2 separate regions of the Homo sapiens genome follow, and region 2 is linked to region 1. The links are chromatin loops, found by intact Hi-C in ENCODE. Cell type or tissue: MCF 10A. All regions are shown on one strand. Each heading gives the region's core, and the rest is flanking DNA. Links, peaks and the distances in the headings are about the cores only. Region 1 has its middle 62 kb from the start of CTIF. Region 2 overlaps CTIF (cap binding complex dependent translation initiation factor).

Region 1 (9,301 bases), core at 538-8,537:
GTTTTTTGAGGAACCTCCACACTGTTTTCCATAATGGCCATATTAATGTAATTTCCCACTGACAGTGTATAAGAGTTCCCCTTTCTCTGCATGCTTGCCAACGTTTGTTATTTTTTTGTCTTTTTGATCAGGATATCTCATTGTGGTTTTGATTTGCATTTTCCTAATGATTAGCAATGTTGAGCATTTTTCATATACCTGTTGGCCATTTGGTTTTCTTCTTTTGAGAAATGTCTATTAGATCATTTGCCCTTTTATTTTTTTTGAATATGAGAGTCTTGCTTTGTTGCCCAGGCTGGACTTGAACTCCTGGGCTCGAACAACTATCTGCCTCAGCCTCCCAAGTAGCTGGGACTGCAGGCACACAATCACCAGCTCAGGTGCTCATTTTAAAATCTGGTTATTTGCTTTTTTGCTGTTGAGTTGTTTGAGTTCCATGTGTCCTGCTTATTAATCCCTTGTTGGATGCACAGTTTCAAATATTTTCTACTCTTCTACAGGTTGTCACTTTACTCTATTGATTGTTTCCTTTGCTGTGCAGAAGCTTTTTAGTTTGATAGAATCCCATTTATCTATTTTGCTTTTGTTGCTTGTGTTTTTGAGATCTTGTTAAAAAAAATTTTTGGCCAGACTAACGTCAGGAAGCATTTCCCCACGTTTCTTTCTAGTAGTTTCGTAGTTTCATGTCTTCAGATTTAAGTCTTTAATCCATTTTCAGTTGATGTTTGTATACAGTGAGAGATAGGGTTCTAGTTTCATTCTCCTGCATACAAATATCTAACTTTCTTAGCAACATGTATTGTAGAGACTGTCTTTTCCCCAATGTATGTTTTTGGTGTCTTTGTCAAAAATCCATTAGCTGTAAATACATTAATTTATTTCTGGGTTCTTTTTTTTTTCCAGGCTCAAGGTTGAGTTTAATAGTACAGGTAGAAATAGAATCTAGGGATCTGATTCTCACATTAGAGGATAATGATATCTTCCCAAAGGGGAAAAATAAAAGTATTTATTTTGGTAGATAACATTGATAAATCATTTTTGAAATATATAATATAAATTTCCTTGAAAATGTTTGGCATTTGTGAGTCTTTTTAGGTTGAGGTTTTTAGGTATTTTTTTTTCCCAAAAAATATATAAAGTTAGGGGAGCTAGCTTTAAACAACAAAAAAATTAATCTTAATTTCAAAATGACCTGAGTTCATCTTGCATGTTTATATAAATCAATTGTACAGCTTGAGTACTCTGAAACATAAAAGGCCACCACACTTCATAGAGTTCACACACATGCATTCTACAGTGATATTTATATGACCAGAACTTATTTCACATTTACATAAAGTTTAAAATTAAAATGTCTTAGTCAAATTTTTCATAAGCCCAACTATTTGAAGATGTCACAGTTATTACAGTGGAATAATTAATTCATACATCATACAGTATTAAGTTAGTCCCCAGTTCCAGTATTTATAATATTCACCCCATGTGAAAATTTCTTTGTACTGGCTAAGATGTGAGCCGTGAAATTTATATTGCTCAGTTTGGTATTTTTCCCTGTGTCTATGTTTTCCATCACAAAACCTCTATTTCACAATTCTGTACTTATAAAAGCCCAGGTTGGTTTATGTAGTCATAATGCAGTAGTCTAGAACATACCATGTAAAAGTAAAAAATAAAATTATTTTCAAGTTTGTTTTTAAAGTGCTCCATGTGCTGTATTATATCAACTTTCAGGTTACAGAAATCCACTATGACTGGTAATAGTTTTACAAAAAATCAGCAGTTAAGCAAGCATGATTTCTTCAAGTATGTATACATAGATTAAGAGAGCAAAAATTCTTTAGGCACATTCCTATTCAAATAATACAAAAAAACCCACAAGAGTACATAAGAGAGATGGCAGAGGTGTTTAGAAGGAAGGTCAGAGTGTCAGGGACTAATTTGTAAGGTAATTAGTGTGTAAACTCAAAGTGGTTTTGAATATTTTGGTAACAAATATTTGTCCAAAAAAAAAAAACAAAAATACTTATTCCTTATCAGAAAAAAATACAAAACAAATCTGTCCAAATGTTCAGAAGCTGCATCATAAAAATACTTTTTGAAAAATTTCATGCCTAATAGGTTGCTTCATCCATGTTGTCATCACTGTCTGGGCCAAAATCATTTCCATCTTCGAATTATGAATTAATGTAGTCATTTTCCTCTTCTTGCTCTTCTTCATTATATCCCTCCTGTTCTGCAGCATCATCGTCATCGTCATCATCACCTTCTTTACTTTCCTCTTTGCTTCCTTCTTCCTTTTCATTTTCCTCTTCTGAATTTTCACCATCACCTTTCTTTCCCAATTCCTCAATTTTTTTCAACACATCTGAAGTATTAGTGAGGTGACTTTGCCTGCGTCTTTTGCCTTTTCGGGTTTTGGGCCTGTGTTTTTACATTTATTTCTTGGCGTTATCTCTCTTGGAAGTCTTCTCCAATCTGGTATCCATTCTTCTTTATATACCTTCATGTATCTTTTACTATACCTTTCAATATCTTGTCTTTCTTCAGGTGTTTCAATAAAATAAGGCATTCTTTTCATTGTTTCTCTCAACTCCTGTTTCAAAGCCAGCATGTATTCTTCATCTTCTGTTTTCAGTGGCACTGATTTATAATCTGCATCAGGAAATAGTGGGGGTGGTTTCAACACTACATAAGGTAACTTTTCACCTTTGCTAAATCCAACAGCCTCAGTATTAAAGGTATGAGCAGCACATCCTCCTCTTCCTTTATTCCCAGCCATCAGATCTAGTTATACTAGACGAGTGGGCAAATTCTGAAAGGCATCTGCCTGGCTGCACCCATGCCCAGCATGTTGGCGCTCAAGTGGTACACCCACAAGTCTCCAGGTGGTAGTATCTTTTGAATTCAAGAACACTTCTATGAGTCGGGCAACCATGCCAACATTTGGCTGGTGCATGGCTCCAAGCAGGACGTGGTGATTGATACAGGCCTGGGGCTGCACAGCCTCCCTGAGTACCTGTACTCCTCTGGCCTCTTGTAGGACCTCAGGGCCAAAGAGTTATTTCTGGGTTCTTAATTTATTCTTTTCCATTGGTCTATGTGTCTGTATTTAAGCCAGCACCATGCTGTTTTGGTTACCATAGCTTTGTAGTATATTTTGAAGTCAGGTAGTGTGATATCCCCAGCTTTGTTCTTTTGGCTCAGGATTGCTTTGACTATTCAGGGTCTTCTGTGGTTCTATATAAATTTTAGGGTTGTTCTTTCTGTTTCTGGGAAGAATGTTATTGGTATTTTGATAGGGATTGCATTGAATCTGTATATCACTTTTGGCAGTATGGACATTTTAACAATATTAATTCTTCTAATCTATGAACATGTAATATCTTTTCATTTTTTGTATGCTCTTCAATTTTCTTTCATCAGTATCTTATAGTTTTCATTATGGAGATTTTTCACCTCTGGTTAAATTTACTTCTGGGTATTTTTTTTCCTAGCTATTGTAAATGGGATTGCTTTCTTGGTTTCTTTTTCAGATTGTTCATTATGGGCAAATAGAAATGCTGCTGCTTTTTGTATGTTGAGTTTGTATCCTGCAACTTTATTGAATTTGTTTATTAGTTCTAACAGTTTTTTGGTGGAGTTTTTAGGTTTTTCTAAATCATATTGCCTGTAAACGGGGACAGTTTGAATTCCTCCTTTCCAATTTGGATGCCTTTTATTTCCTTCTCTTGCTTAATTGGTCTGGCTAGGACTTGAAGTACTATGTTGAATAACAGTGGTGAAAGTGAGCATCCTTATCTTGTTCCAGATCTTAGAGGAAAGGCTTTCAACATTTCCCCATTCGGTATAAAATTAGTACTAATATGTTAGCTGTGGGTTTGTCATATATGACCTTTATTGTTTTGAGGTATGTTCATTTTATACCTAGTTTGTTGAGAGTTTTTATCATGAATTAATGTTGTATTTTATCAAGCATTTTTCTCCATCTATTAGAATGATCGTATGGTTTTGTCCTTCATTCTGATGATGTATCACATTTAGTGATCTTCATATGTTGAAATATCCTTGCAACTTGATCATGGTATGTAATCTTTTTGATATGCTGTTAGATTCAGTTTGCTAGTATTTTGCTGAGAAATTTTGCAACTATGTTCATCAGGAATTTTGGCCTATAGTTTTCTTTTTTAGTTGTGTCCTGGTCTGCTTTTGGCATCAGGGTAATGCTGGTCTTGTAGAATGAGTTTGGAAGAATTCCTTTGCCTTCAATTTTCTGGAATAGTTGCAGAAAAAAATAGTATTAGTTCTTTAAAATTCGTAGAATTCAGCAGTGAAGCCAACCAGTCTAAAGGGAGCAATTTTGAGGCCTTCCACAGATACCCTCAGATCCCACCTATGGCAACCTCTGCTGGCTTTAACCAAAACCTACCCCCTCTAAGTCAATTCTCCCTCATCCTCCTGAATTGGAGTGGGGAGTTGCTTCTCTCTATACATCCGTAGAGGGGTTTTACATGCAAAGATGATATTTTGTCGCCCCTCCCTTACTTTCAAAGCAATTCCTGGTAGAATTCAGAACATCTCAGCCCTGTCTACAGAGAAGTGGGTCTGCACAGTCCTTTGTGGAGTCTGCAGAGCCGTGTGTGTGACCCACATGGGGTCAAGGACACAGGATCCTACCTATGATCTGGTCTTCATTCCTTCTCAGGGAATGGGGCCAACTCATATTTTGACCTGAGTCAAATAGACCTAAGTTTGAATTCTGCTTCAGCCACTGTCTAGCTGTATAACATTGTGCCTCTTACTTTTTCTGAGCCTGGTTTCCACATATGTAAAATAGGGATGACAACATGTATTTTGCAGGGTAGTTATGAGACCTGAATGATCCAAATGACCATGCTGTGTACTAGCTGTGTGACCTTAAGCAAGTTACTTAACCCTTCGTACCTCTGTACTTATGGGTTGTTATGAGGTATGAGTGCATTAATATTTGCAAAAAGCACATGAGAGTGCCTTGTGCATACAAAACATTACTTAGTGTTAACTATTGTTAATATTAAAGTATGTAAACTGGCTGATGTGCAAAAGGCCTTCAGTAAATGTAAGCTATTTTATCTTCTCCTTCTCAAGCCCACAGGTTCTGACTGTAGAAGTCTGGTTTCTCTGAGGCCACCACAGAGTTCCAGGCAGCCCGTTTATCTGGATTTGAATAGTTTTAAGTAAGTGGCCTTGGTTTGCCTTCTGGCACACAAAAAATAAAGTAACAGAGACACCTAGTGGGAGCTGATAGCAAGTGCTCCAGCAAGTCTGAGTGCCTGTGTCTGGGATCAGGTGGAGACCCGGAGGATGGAACCACTGTGGCCCATGAGTGCACAATGAGGCCAACAGGCTCTCTCGAGCCATGCCAGGGCAGCCTTCACCAATGGGAAGCCCTGCTCATCCACCCTGCAGCTGGTCCTTGTCACCAAGGCTCTGTTCTGAACAACCTCTGGGGACAAAGAGTCTGTTGCTGTATCAGCTCACACGGGTGGACCTAGCCTCAGGTCGTGGTGGGGGATGTAGGAAAGCAGACAGTTTTCTGCTTTGAGGAGTTGGCAGAAAACGATTGGACTTGGCACTTTTTTTGCTGTGTGACCTCGGATGAATCATTTAGCATCTCTGAGCTCCAGTTTCCTTGTGTGCAAAAACAGAGTTAGTAATAGTGAGGATGGTTTAAAATGATGGATGTAGAAAGCGAAGTGCTGAGTCTATGCCCATACCCCCTTGAATGCACCCGAACTTGTCTGATCTCAGAAGCTAAACAGGGTCAGGCCTGGTTAGTACTTGGATGTGACAAAGTTAAGCACTGTGTTGTTGACACACAGGAAGCACCCAATAAATGGTAGCTATTGTTGTTATTGTTATGATTTTATGGTGGATAACCGCACATGAAATAAATAGGGAATAAATCCACACAATATTGAACCAAGTGAAAGCCATCGTAGTTTATAGCAGGTGAGAGACAGGGCTATTCCAGATCTGCAGTAGTTAGGTGAGGCCTCATGGAGAAGACAAGATTTCTGATGAGCCTCTGACTGCAACAACAAACAAATTATACTCCTACTGGCTGAAACAATTATGGGGTGTGTTGGCTCATATAACTTGGTAAGATTTGATCCAGTGCCTTGATGATGTTACGAGGAGCCAATCTTTTCTTTTAAAAATATTCTTGTGACATAAAAAAGATTTAGAAAACGACATAGCATTCACCTTAGGAAATAAAATAGCAAATATAGTTGAGGCTTCCTGGCCCTCCTTCAGTTGCATTTCCCCTTCCCCTACCCTGCAAAAAGAACCACTCTCCTAAATTTGGTGTTTATACTTCCCATGGATGTATTTATGTTATTATTACATATGTGTGTGTTCCTAAACAACATATGGTAAAATTGTATGTTTTAAACCTTTTTATAAATATGTCATAGAGTATGTGTCTGTATTTGTCTGTTTGGGCTGCATAACAAAATACCATAGATTTGGTGGCTTAAACCACAGAAATGTATTTTCTCAAAGTTCTAGAGGCCAGGAAGTCCAAGCTCAAGGTGCCAGCCAGGGAGGTTTCATTCTGCAGACTGTTCTCTAGTCTTGCAGGTAGCTACTGTTTCTCTGGGTGCTCACGTGACCTCTTCCTTGTGCTTGTACAGGGAGAGAAAGAGAGATAGCAAGCTCTTTGATGTCTCCTCATGAGAGCCCCATCCTCAGGACCCCAACTAATGCTAATGATCTCCTAAAGACCCCATCTCCAAATACGATCACATTTGGGGTAGAGTTTCAATATGTTAATTTTGAGGGGATACAGATATTCTGCTCATTTCATTCCACTTCTGCCTCCCACAAAGTTCATGCCCTTCTTACATGCAGATGCATTCATTCCATTCCAACAGTCCCAAAAGTCTTAATTCATTCCAGCATCAACTCTAGTTCTAAAGACCAAAATCTCAACTAAATATCATCAAAATCAGGTATGGATGAAAATCGAGCTACAATTCATTGTGAGCAAAACTACTCACCAGCTATGAACCTGTGAAACCCGACTATTATGTGTTTCCAAAATATAACGGTGGAAAGGGCATAGGATGAACATTCCCATTCCAGAAGGGAGAAATCAGAAGAAAGGGGTGACAGGTCCCAAGCAAGTTCAATACCTAGCAAGGCAAATTCCATTAGATCTTAGGGGTTGAGAATAATCCTCTTTGGTTCAGTGCTCTGTCCACCCCCCATCCCAGCCCACTGGAGTGGCAGCATCACCTCACCACTCTCTGTGGCAACCTCACCTGCACAGCTCTCTGTGGTGGCCATCTGGTCTACTGAAACTGAGAAGAAACCAACCTTACCCCTTGGTTCTGTGATAGGAGCCCTGATGATCTCTGAATTGCCTTCAGGGTCATTGTTGCCTTTTCTTGAAGGACAAAGCATATTTCTCAACTGAATAGTTCTACCATCCTGCTCTGTAGAATCGCAATATCCAACAGCCTTTTTTCAACCTGTCTCACTTTCTCTGTCCCCTTTAGTTCAAACTGGCAGTGCCTAACTTCTATCCCTGGCTCTTATGAGCTGGCTAGCGAAATCCATGTGTTGCACCCATGATCTCTTTATCAAATGTTTGGCCAGCCACAACCTTAGTGTGCTCTTTAGAGGTGAAAATGCTTCTTCATTTTTTGTTTTTCCAATATGCATAGGCTGAGAATTTTCCAAATCTTCAAGCTCTGGGTCCCTTTTTTTTTTTTTTTTTTTTTCAGTCTTTTGAGACAGAGTCTTGCTCTGTCACCCAGGCTGGAGTGCAGTGGTGCAATCTTGGCTCACTGCAAGCTCCGCCTCCTGGGTTCACACCATTCTCCTGCCTCAGCCTCTCAAGTAGCTGGGACTACAGGCGCCTGCCACCACGCCTGGCTAATTTTTTTTTTTTTTTGTATTTTTAGTAAAGACAGGGTTTCACCGTGTTAACCAGAATGGTCTCAATCTCCTGACCTCGTGATCCGCCTGCCTCGGTCTCCCAAAGTGCTGGGATTACAGGCATGAGCCACTGCGCCGGGCCCAAGCTCTGGGTCCTTTTTGATTAACAATTTTTTTCAATTTCTCTCTTCTCTCTCATTTTACTATAAGCAATAAAGAGAAACCAAACGACTCCTTTAACATTTTGCTTAGCAATGCCCTCAGCTAAACATCCAGTTTCATTGCTTGTAAGTTCTACCTTCAACAAAACACTAGAACAAAATTCAGCCAGGTTCTTTGCCACTTTGTAACAAGAATCACCTTTCCTCCAATTTCCAATAAACTCTTTCTCATTTTCAGCTGAAACCTCACCAGTATTACCTTTAGCAGCTGTATTTCTACCGACAGTCCTTTTAAGGCAATCTAGGCTTTTCCTAGCATGCACCTCAAAACTCCTCCAACCTCTACACATGAGCCAGTTCCAAAGCCACTTCTACAGTTTTAGCATTTGTTATGGCAACTCCCTGCTTCTCAACACAAAAATCTGTCTTAGTCATCTTGGGATGTCATAATGAAATACCATAGATGAAGTGGCTTAAGCCACAGAAATTAATTTTCTCACAGTTCTAGAAGCTGAAATTTCAAGTTCCAGCTGATTCAGTTTCTGGTCAGGGGCCTCTTCCTGCCGTACAGATGGCCACCTTCTCACTATGTCCTCACATGGACTTTCCTTGCTCTCTGTGTGTGTGTGTGTGTGTGTGTGCACGCGTGCGTGTGTGTGTGTGCACGCATGCGTGTGTGTGGAGAGAGAGACAGACAGACAGAGAGAAAACGTCTAGTGTCTCCTCTTATAAGGACACTAATCCTATCAGATCAGGGCCCCACCCTTTTGACTTCATTTAACCTTAATTACTTCCTTAGAGGCCCTGTCTCCAAATGCAGCCACACTGAAGGTTAGGTCTTCAACATATGAATTTGAGGAAACACAGACATTCACATTATATCATGGATTTATACTGATTCAAGAGTAATTGCAAATGGTTTGATCGGATGGTCGGGTACTTGGAAAGAACACGACTGGAGGATTAGAGACAAGGAAGTCTGGGAAAGTTATGTGGATGGAACTCAGCATGGGCAGACTGTGAAGATCTTTCTGTCCCATGGGATTGCTCATCAAAAGACATCGTTTGCGGATCAGAGGAGACTTTCAGTAGTCAGGAGGACCAAATAATACACTCTATCAATGTCAGTCAACATCTTTTCCCAGCCACCCCAGGGCTTGCTCAATGGACTCAGGGATAAACTGGTCATGGCAGTGGAGATGGAGCTGTGCATAAGC
Region 2 (9,301 bases), core at 435-8,434, 300 kb before region 1:
ATTTTACAGCCAATGAGACAGAGACAGCCAGAAATATTAGGGGAAGTATCCAAGTTCATATGTCAAATTAGTGGTACAATCCAGACCGAAACCCAGGCCTTTTACCGCACTAAGAATGCTTCCTCTCCTGCCCCCATGCCCCCTCCCTTTTCTACTGTTTGACAAGGGGGAGAGGAGGGGAGACTAACACAAGACAAGGGGAGGAGAGGGGAGGGCCACGTGTCTTCTCTCCCAGGCCCTGAACCCTGCTGCTGGCTCCATAGGTCACTTTCACAACCCAGAACAAAAATCTCGCTAGATATGGCCTCAGACCGCCCGGCTCCAGCCACCCTCGCCGGCAGACGCATGCAGATACACAGAGAACGGGCTGTTATCTCTCCTCTCCAGCCCGTTTCCTCCACTTCTCAAACAGCAGATTTCTTCCAGCCTGGCTGCCTCCCCTGGTCACCACCCACAGCCACTGGCCCCTGGGGCCCGGCCAAATCCCCCGCACCCTCTTTGCCCTAGACTGTGACGCCGAGTCTCTGCTAATCAGACAGTCGCCTCTGCCCTCCCAGCCGCCGCCCCCAGAGTTCCCTGGAAATGTCCCTTCTGCAGGCCCGGCCCCCGCTGCGGCGCACGGCTTTGTCTGCACACACAGCTGACTTGTGTTTGCAGGGACAGACAGGGGCTGGCGCTGGGGCCGGAGCCAGGAGGCACTAGGAGGGTAGAGCAGATGGGGAAAAACACAAAGTCCAGAGGACAAACTTTTGCAAGCAAACCCTTTGGGGTCATTTGGGAGCCTGACAACAAGAAGAGGGGGGCTCACAAAGCCAGAAGCTCCGTGAAGGCAGGGATGGGGGGGTCTTCGCCTTCTGTGACTCCCCCAGCAAACATATTGGCTTGCTAGTCTTTTGCGATCTGAGTACAGGAAAAATCATGCCAGCTAGGAGGGGATGGGATGACAGAGGAGTCCAGGGAGAGAGGGAGGGACAGATGGGCCTCCTGAGGCTATCAGCACGCCCCCCTCCTTAAGCCCTACCCCTGCACTCTGCCCTGCTAGGTACACAGAAGGAGATCCATAAATGCTGGTCATGCTGAAATGGCCTCTGGCCATCTTGCCCCTGTGGGGCCCTTATTCCACTGGCTCCCCAGCACGCTGCCTCTTGTGTGCGGACCGGCAGGAGGGAAGCCTGGGAGAGTGGCTGAGACAGCCCAGCACACCATGCATGCATCTTGATGCATGCTACATGAAAGGATCCCCCTTTATCAGGCAGAGAACCCAGTGTCCACAGTGCCCCGCCAAGCTCGCAGGGAGGGACACGCATGAACCGACGCGGCAGAGGTGCGTGTGCCACGTGCTGGATAAAGTGTCCCTCACCCTCCCACAGTCTCCCTCCAGCCTTTGCAGTTTTGAGCCTGATTTTGAACTAACACCGGGACACCGAGATGACGGGGTCATGATAAATCAAGTTGTATGGGGGTGGGAGGAGTTTTTAGCTTTTGTTTTGAAAGGCATAGCAGCACAGTGAAGAAAGCGATTTACAAGGTGGCTCTTTCTCCGGGTAGCACTCTGGGCTGTGTGCTGAGGAAAGCTTAGAAGGGTTTCTAGAGGACTGAGCAACCCAGGCTGCCTTGGCTCACACCCCAGGGTCCTCACTTCTTAATCATTTAGTGTTAGAAATGACATAGCGCACAGGCTCTAGTTTTTTTTCCTCTCTCCCTCTCCCTTTTTTTCTTTGCAGGCTTGGCCTCTTACACTTAGTGATCTGTAAGGAAGGGACCAGTTAAAGGTGCCATCACCCTTCCTCCAGCCTAGACAGGCAACGGAGGTACACAGCCTCATCTGAGACACAAGCTGCTTCCTTAGGACTTCTGCTGCTGGAACCTGTCATGGGAGACTCTGCCACCTGACCTCCGGGGCTGCATGCAGATGGTGCTCACAGATGCCCATACCCCACAGACCAGGGCCCACCTTCACCCAGAGCTGCAGCCTCCAGCACCTAGGGCTGCCAAGTGGAAGCAAAACATACCGATCTAAGTGGTCTTCTCTTTGCATTCACGAATCATGAAGGTGGTGGGTTGGAAACCAGCCCAGTGGGAAGGAAGGACATGGAGAAGTCTTGTCCCCCTTGGGAGGACAAGGAACCATTCTTCTGTCTGTCTGCAGCTTGGTGGAGACTCTCCCCCACCCCCGGCAAGACAGGAAAGGAGGCAGCAGACCCAAGCCCGCTGCTAAGCGCTGGCCGGGAAGCTGTCTCTCAATTCTTTTGGTCATAAGATGGCAGTGGGGAGAGCCCAAGGCCTGGCCTGTGGGGAGGAGGCTCTGAAAGCATGGCCACCTAAATGGCATGTTTCTTATCTCGTTTCCCTGTCACCTCTCCTCAGCCTTATAACTGACCCCCTCCAGATGCACTCCTGACCAATCAGGGCATGCAGGTGGCAGTGTGTTCTGAGGAGACAGAGTGTGGGGTACCAGGGACTTGGCTCCAGTTCTGTCTGTCACTGACCAGCTGCGTGACTTGACGTATACCTCCTAAGCTCTCTGGAACTTTCTTTCCCCATGTATAAAATGGGGCTGTTAACCCCCACCCACAAAGGTCTAAGGGATACTTATGGCCCACAGTGTATGCATACAGCTGGTATCCAGCCAGTGACTGCAGAGAGCTGGCCCAATGGCAAAGGAGGAGTAACTGGTGTTCCTGTTGGACCCCTGACAGGAACCCCCAGACATGAGCGACACCAGTCAATGTTGTGTTTATACTAACACCATCGTCCCCACCATTCAAGCCTCATCCACCCAAAGGAGGCAGGTATTATCTATTACCCCAGTTTATAAATGGAAAACTGGGGCCCCGAGAGGGAAAACCACTTGCCCAGGCCACACAGCTACGAAGTATTAAACTTAGGATTCAAATCGGGGCTGTCCAGATCCTGTACTCTCAGTCAGGGCTGAAACAGCTTTGTGGCATCATTGTCAGCCAGAACAAAAAGAAACAAACTGTCATTCTGGGCTCCCCAGGGACCAGCGCGACCTGCTGGACTGATGTGTCCCGATGCGGTGCTAGTGAGAATGCCCCCAGAACGCCTCCAGTTCTGGGGTTCAGGGAGCACTCCCAACCCAAGGTGCTCACCTCCTGGCTGCTGGCATTTCAATGAAGTGTAGTACTCCATGCCCATCCTCACCGCCACCTCAGGCCCCTGGACACCCCCACCACCTCTGCCTGTTACCTGCTTCACAGTCCCACGGTGGTTGATGGGAGAGGCCTTCCTGGCTCAGGGGTAGAAATCAGAAATGGGGTGCCCAGGGCACACCATGAACTACCCCTTCTGCCAACATGCCCAGAGGCTGAACGGCCATCCCCTGGCCAGGTTCCCCTGGTACAAACCCCGGATGAGAGTCCCATCGATGAAGATAGACCAGGGACCTTTTCTACCAAAAGGGAATGCCTGTGGCTTTCCCCGGTGCATTTTCTGGGGGATTGAATGCTTGTTCTAAGTTAGCTTGTGACTGACCTGCTCACATCCTCCCCTGCACTCCTGCAGACCTGGGGCTCCCGCCTCCTGATTGATAAATGACATACCCTTTGAACAGCTAACATTTCTGAATGAATAGCTAAAATAAGGAAGTAACTACAATAGAATCGACCCCATTTTTCTACCTGGCTCCTTAGAAGATGGCTGAGAATGCCCTCCTGGCTCAGGCTCCCATGCTGTGCACAGACATTTTTTCTAGAATTCTGAGGCCCTGTGGGCTGTTTGCCTTCTACTTTAGGAACATCCTAACGGGTGGCTGCTAAAAAACCCCAAGAGGAATCCTCACAGAATGTTCCATAAAACATACTGCAATGACCACAGGGGCCCCAGGCGTGGGACCAACAAATTGGCGGTGTTGAAACAGTGACTCTACGGCTGCCCACTGCTGGTGACTCAAGGCATGCCTGTTTCCGGGTCCAGGCAGGTGTGGAAGGAGCTGACACCCCACACGGAAGCCCCTTTGCCTCTGTACAAGGCTACTGAGGCCAGATGAGGCTGCGGCCTGCTCTCTGTCCCACCGCCCCATGGCCTGCCCTTGACCCTGGCTGCAGTCCCTCTGTCCACCCCTACTGCATGGGAGAAGCCTGTTGACAGCCAGGGCTCTTCCCACAACCTCTTCCTGCTGTTTGAGAAAGAACATAAACAACACTAGACAAACCAATGCATTTTAAGAAAATGCAGCCTCAGCTGGTTGATACTCATTCGTTCCTAAGGGCAGCTGGGTCTCTGGGCAGGCACTGTTCCCAGGGAATCCAGGACCCATGCTCTGTCCTCCTTCTAAGCTACCTGAGACCTCGGTGGCCCTCCTGTGGCCTCCAAGAGCCCTGGTTGTCTTGGGTATAAAATGGGAATGAGTACTACACTGGCCCGTTTTGGAGGTCTGGAGGGGACCCTTGCTGTGGGTTCTAGTCCAACTCTCAGCCTGAGGTTTCTGGACTCAGGGCTGGGACCCCAAGGGGTCTGAAAATTGCACATAGGAGGGTGGCTTGGTGGCGGTCACCATCATATAGTTTAAATCTTCCCTGTGGGACAGCCCCCAGGATGCCAAGATGCTGGGAGGTGGCCGCAGGCAGGAAGGGCTGGCCTTGCACACTGGTGCCCCCTGCAGGCCGCCCTGCCCACCCAGCAGGTGCTGCCGCCAGCACACACAAGCCAAGCAGGCCCCAGACTCTGTAAATGGGGCCAGGCGGGTGGGAAGGAGCCGGCCAGACCCGCCGGGTGGGGAGAGTTGGGGATGGGTCCTGCTCTGCACTGGTCAACCCGCTAACCAATCAGTCAGCAACAGGCATTTTAGCAGGCACCCTCTGTTTGCCTAGCGCATCTGCTTTGGGATAACAAAGCTGGAAGGAATGTCTGAAATGACTTCTAACCTCTCCATGTTTTATGGGTGAGGAAGCCACCATCAGGGTAGAAGGCCTGGCCTGAGGTCGCCCAGCCAGGGAAAGGCAGGGCTGGGGCTCCCCACCGGATCTCCTGCAGCCCAGAGCACCTCCTCCCACGCCGAGCCTTTAAATCCTCAGCTTCTGGTTCCCTGTTTGGGATAAACAACTGCCAGATTGCAGACAGAGCAGCTCCCATCTTCTCTTCCCACCCGCAGTGGGTTCCAGCCTCTCCCTAGTCCTAGACCTCCTTGCAACCTTCACAGGCTCAAGGCACTTGAGGGGCTGTGCGAGGCAGACAGAGGTGCCACAGGCTCTGCTGGAGAGGGCCTGGTGCCTGGCTGGGGAGACCTGACCCACAGACCACACCCGACCCAGTGCCCTCGTTTCCCCTATGGGGATGCTGAGGCTCAGACGGTGACATTAGTTGAGGGGCTGGCTTCAGACTTTCTGCCTCCTGCTCCACCACTTGAGGGAGGGGAGGAAAAGGGGCTTCTGCAGAGGGGAGTGAGGTGAAAGCAGCAAGTGTTGCTGTGCAGACCCGCCCCATGGCAGCCTCCTGCACAACCCTGCTCTGGCTCCTGCAGAGCTCCTGGGGGTGGCATCATGCTCCCCCTCCCCCACAGCGAGCACTGCACCTCTGTGCCTGGTTGGGCGGTGGGCGCCCATCTCCATATAGCTCTGGAAGCAGCTGGTGCACAAAGAGGGGCTGGTTGGGGCACATGGGGGCATATGGAGGTGGGCATCCCTACCCTCTCCTACAAGGCAGTAACCTCACCAGGGAGGGGTGGCGGGTATCTTCTGGCCTCAGATGCCAGGCCCTTGGTGCCACACCACCTGCCTCAGCAAAACCCCAGGGTTCAGAGGCCCTGGAGCCTGGCCAGGGTCGCAGATTCAGCAGCCCACTCTGCCACCTGCAAAAGACGGCCCAAGGCTGGCAGGAAACTCACGCCTCTTGAGGTAGAAGTTTTAGTTTTGGATGAAAATATGGTCTTGGCCTGAAATGGCAAGAAGCAGGCGCCAGCAAAATGAACGGGCCAGTGTGGTTACAGTGACCTGGGGTCACGGCCCGGCTGGGCAGCCTCAGCCCTGGGCTTGCTGATTGACACCCTCCGCCAGGCTGGCGGTACCTCCTTCCCCAATCCTCCTCTGCAACCCCCAGTCCCTCAAAGGGTCCTGCCACTTACAGATCCTCTTGTTGTCTTCCTTCCACCCAGATCCTGCCTCTTCCTTCATGCTTCCTCCTCCAGGAAGCCTTCCTCAACCTACTCCACTTACAGGGCTTGCCCCTTCCTCTGATGTTCCTAAACTGCCCTCTGGCTGAGCTGGCCCTGCCCCCCTTTATGTGTCAGGCAGAGGCCAGTGCCTGTTTCACTGGGGTTTCACAGTACTGAGCTCAGGGAACCCTGTGGGGCCTCCAGGCCAGTCCCAGGGCCCCTTGGAGAGCTTTCCTTGTGGCTGGATCCTGGGCTGTCTACAGTGCTGCACCCAAACCTCAAGTCCTACTGTGCCGGGGGCCCCTGGACTTGTGGAAGAATCTCTGCGTGGGCATCTCATGGCGCTTTCCCTGCCTGGGACCTCCCCTAAGAACCTTGAATGAATGGAATCATCAAAAGGAAAAGGAAAAACATGCTGCTATGAAATTCACAAGTTTCTCCTGGAGGAGGAGTCTTAAGGGAACACAGGTAAAAGTCAGGCATTTCAGTGGATTTTAACAATGATAATGTCAGTGCAGTAGGCAGGAGGAGGAGATGGGTATTATGACCCCATTTAACAGAAGAGTAAGTGTAGGGCTGCCACGCTTGAGATCCACCCAGAGTCAACCAGTTGCATGGCGCCACAACTAGAGCCAGGGGGAGGTGGCTGGCTCTTGGCCGCTTGAGTTATTTCTTATGCCACAGGTGGTAAGGCATTAAAGGAAGGGTCTATGGCAGGGAAGGCTGATTCCAGGTGACTGTGCTTCGAACCCCACTTTAGAGATATTACTCCCCTTGCCACATTTTTTTTTTTAATACTCAGAATAATGCAATGACGGTTGCCTAATGGGGTCCATGCTAAGTATGGGTCCAATATGTGGCGCTCCAATACGCAGCTGCTCAAGAATGCACTTATTCCGATTATAGCTATTCACCAGCTTTAGCTGGAGTCTGGCTTTCCCCAAATACCTCCTAAGCTACCCCCTTCTTTCGTATGGCCTTTGCTCTACGGAAAACTGGGAGGCAGGGGCATGACATGGTGACGTGCTGGCTCCCAAGCCCTCTCTGCTTAATGGGTCTAGGTGTGAATGACCTGGGTGCATACAGACTTCTCTGGAATACACTTGGTCTCAGGCTCGGCACTGTCAAGGGGGTGCTGGAGGGGGGACGATTTTGAGCATGCCTGTCCTCATACTTCAAAGTGGCCTGAAGCTTCTCTCACTCTGGGACCTGGGATCTGTCCTGGAAGGGCCAGCAGAGGGTTAAGGGAGGGTCGTTCCCTGCAGGTTCCTCCCTGTCCCCCCCAAAGAGGCCGCTGTTTTTCCCTGAAGACTCAGAGCTCTGCACCCTGATACCGAGTGAAGGCCTTTAAACCTGAGCTCTAGGTGGGAGGCAGTGAGGCACTCTGGCGGTGTACAGGGACCCCTTATTCTAGGCTCTGGGTTTCAAGGGCAGAGCCATGCTGAGCCAGCATGACGCAGACTCCCTGTGCCCATGGTTCTGCTTCTGGTCGAGTGTATCCGCCTCTCCTGGACAGAGGGGCCCAGAGAGGGAAGACCTAGAAGTAGGAAAAGCTGGCCTTTGGGCACACCATGGGTTTAAATTGCTCACATGATGCCGATTGGCCTCAGAGTAACCCAGGCACTGATGGCTGCCCCTGCAACAGCGCCTCCCTTCCATGCACTGCGCCGTGCACTCTGTGTGTTCCTGACCTCTTGGTGGCTGTCTGGAGGGGAGCTGGGGAGACCTCTGTCTCCGTAAGGGGGCCTGCTCTTTATCTAGACAAGGTGGAACCTGGCCACCCTGAACACTGTGGGTATAAATACTCTTAGAGCGGAGGGTTGAAGGCCAAGTGTGGCATTCCTGCTGGCTGTTGAAAGAGTTGTCCTGTCATCTCCTCTTCCTGTTCCTCTCCCCCTCTGTCCCCTCAACTCCCTTCTGGTTCATTATAGGCATCAGAAACGCAGCTCAGGCAGGTTGGTATGGGCGAAGGGCAACAAGGAGATAAGCCCACAGCAGCATGGTGAGGGGCACCAGGGCCGGGGGTGGGGCACCCTGTGCGGAGTCTCTATCCATTCTTCCTATCAGCGGCCCACAGGCCAATGTTAGGGGCCCTCTCTGGAATGCAGGCTATGTACCCCTGGGGAAGCCTGCTCACCCAGGGGCTCTGGTTCGAAGATGCCCACTGACTTGTCCCAGAAGCTCTTGGAGCCCACCATGGCACTTACTGAAGGAAGGGGACCAGCGCTAGGGGAGCACAGTTCCCCATGGCAGGCAACCCCAGCTCCTGGCTCTGGCTGGTGGGGGTGGTGGTGGAAATGCCACAGTTCCATGTGCCAGGGGCCAGAGAGCAGGATCCTGAGAGTAGGGCAGGGAAATGAGGCCTGCCATCACAGCTCAGGTCTTTGAGGGGCAGGCTTAAGCCTGGATATGCTCCCTCTCCACAAGAGACCACGTGGCTACCTAGAACCCCTGGTTCTCTGATGTAAAACATCTTTAAGTCCAACATCCTATGACCTATCAACATGTCTTCATGGCCTCTTTCAACCTCTCCAGGCCTCAAGTCTCTCAACTGTAATACGAGGGGGTTGGACTGGATGATCTATAGATCCTTCCTGCAAGTCTACACTGGTCTATGATTTTTAATTGATCCTGGAACTCTACATCTCAAGAACCCACAATGGCTCCCTGAGTCCCACTTTATAAAGTCCAGATCCTTCTGCCTCTTAGTCGGTCCCCCTTATAGACTTCCTCCAGCTCTCAGCTGAATTTCAGTAAGGCAGTGTCCTTATTGTCCCTCAGTTGTGTCATTTCTTTGGCTCTTGGTTCATGATATTTCCCCCATCAAAAACACCCTTCCTGGAAACAGTTTGGCAGATACTCAAAAAGCTAAAGATAAAATTTCCATATGATCCAGCAATTCCACTTCTAGGTATATACCCCAAAGAATCAAAAGCAGGGACTCAAACAGATATTTGTGCATGCATGCTCCTATCAGCATGAATCACAATAGTCAAAAGGTGGAAGAAAATCAAGTGCCCATTGACAGATAAATGGATAAACAAAATGTGGTATAGACATAAAATGGAATATTAGTCAGCCATGAAAAAGAAGGGAATTCTGACACATGAATAAACCTGGAAACCATGATGTGAAGTGAAATAAGCCAGGCACAAAAAGAAAAATATTGTATGATATCCCATGTGTGCT

The links. A loop is a pair of places that touch in the nucleus more often than their neighbours do. Peaks named below come from ENCODE experiments on the same cell type or tissue, not always from the same donor. Only the 100,000 strongest peaks of a DNase experiment are listed, where the experiment ranks them.
Region 2: a loop joins it to region 1, with 6 times the contacts of the local background. A loop is called at or near these places in 2 of 110 quality-filtered maps.

What each region holds. Positions count from the first base shown.
Region 1 is chr18:48,472,039-48,481,339 of GRCh38, reverse strand. It overlaps the pseudogene RNA5SP456 and the pseudogene POLR3GP2. Among named protein-coding and RNA genes, the nearest start is that of CTIF, 62 kb to the left of the region's middle. In MCF 10A, for the core only: a CTCF peak has its summit at 5,264 (motif pointing left); a DNase peak (open chromatin) is centred at 5,269.
Region 2 is chr18:48,772,571-48,781,871 of GRCh38, reverse strand. All of the region lies in intron 9 of CTIF (cap binding complex dependent translation initiation factor), which reads right to left. It overlaps LOC107985147 (a long non-coding RNA gene), which reads right to left. Exons shown (of 2, transcript XR_001753444.2): 1 at 6,083-9,301; 2 at 1,718-5,047. Among named protein-coding and RNA genes, the nearest start is that of CTIF-AS1, 65 kb to the left of the region's middle. RefSeq lists enhancers at 697-1,328, 1,961-2,592, 3,050-3,189, 2,633-3,574, 4,810-5,310 and 2 more and silencers at 694-876, 2,900-2,979. In MCF 10A, for the core only: a CTCF peak has its summit at 4,621 (motif pointing left); DNase peaks (open chromatin) are centred at 3,901 and 4,621.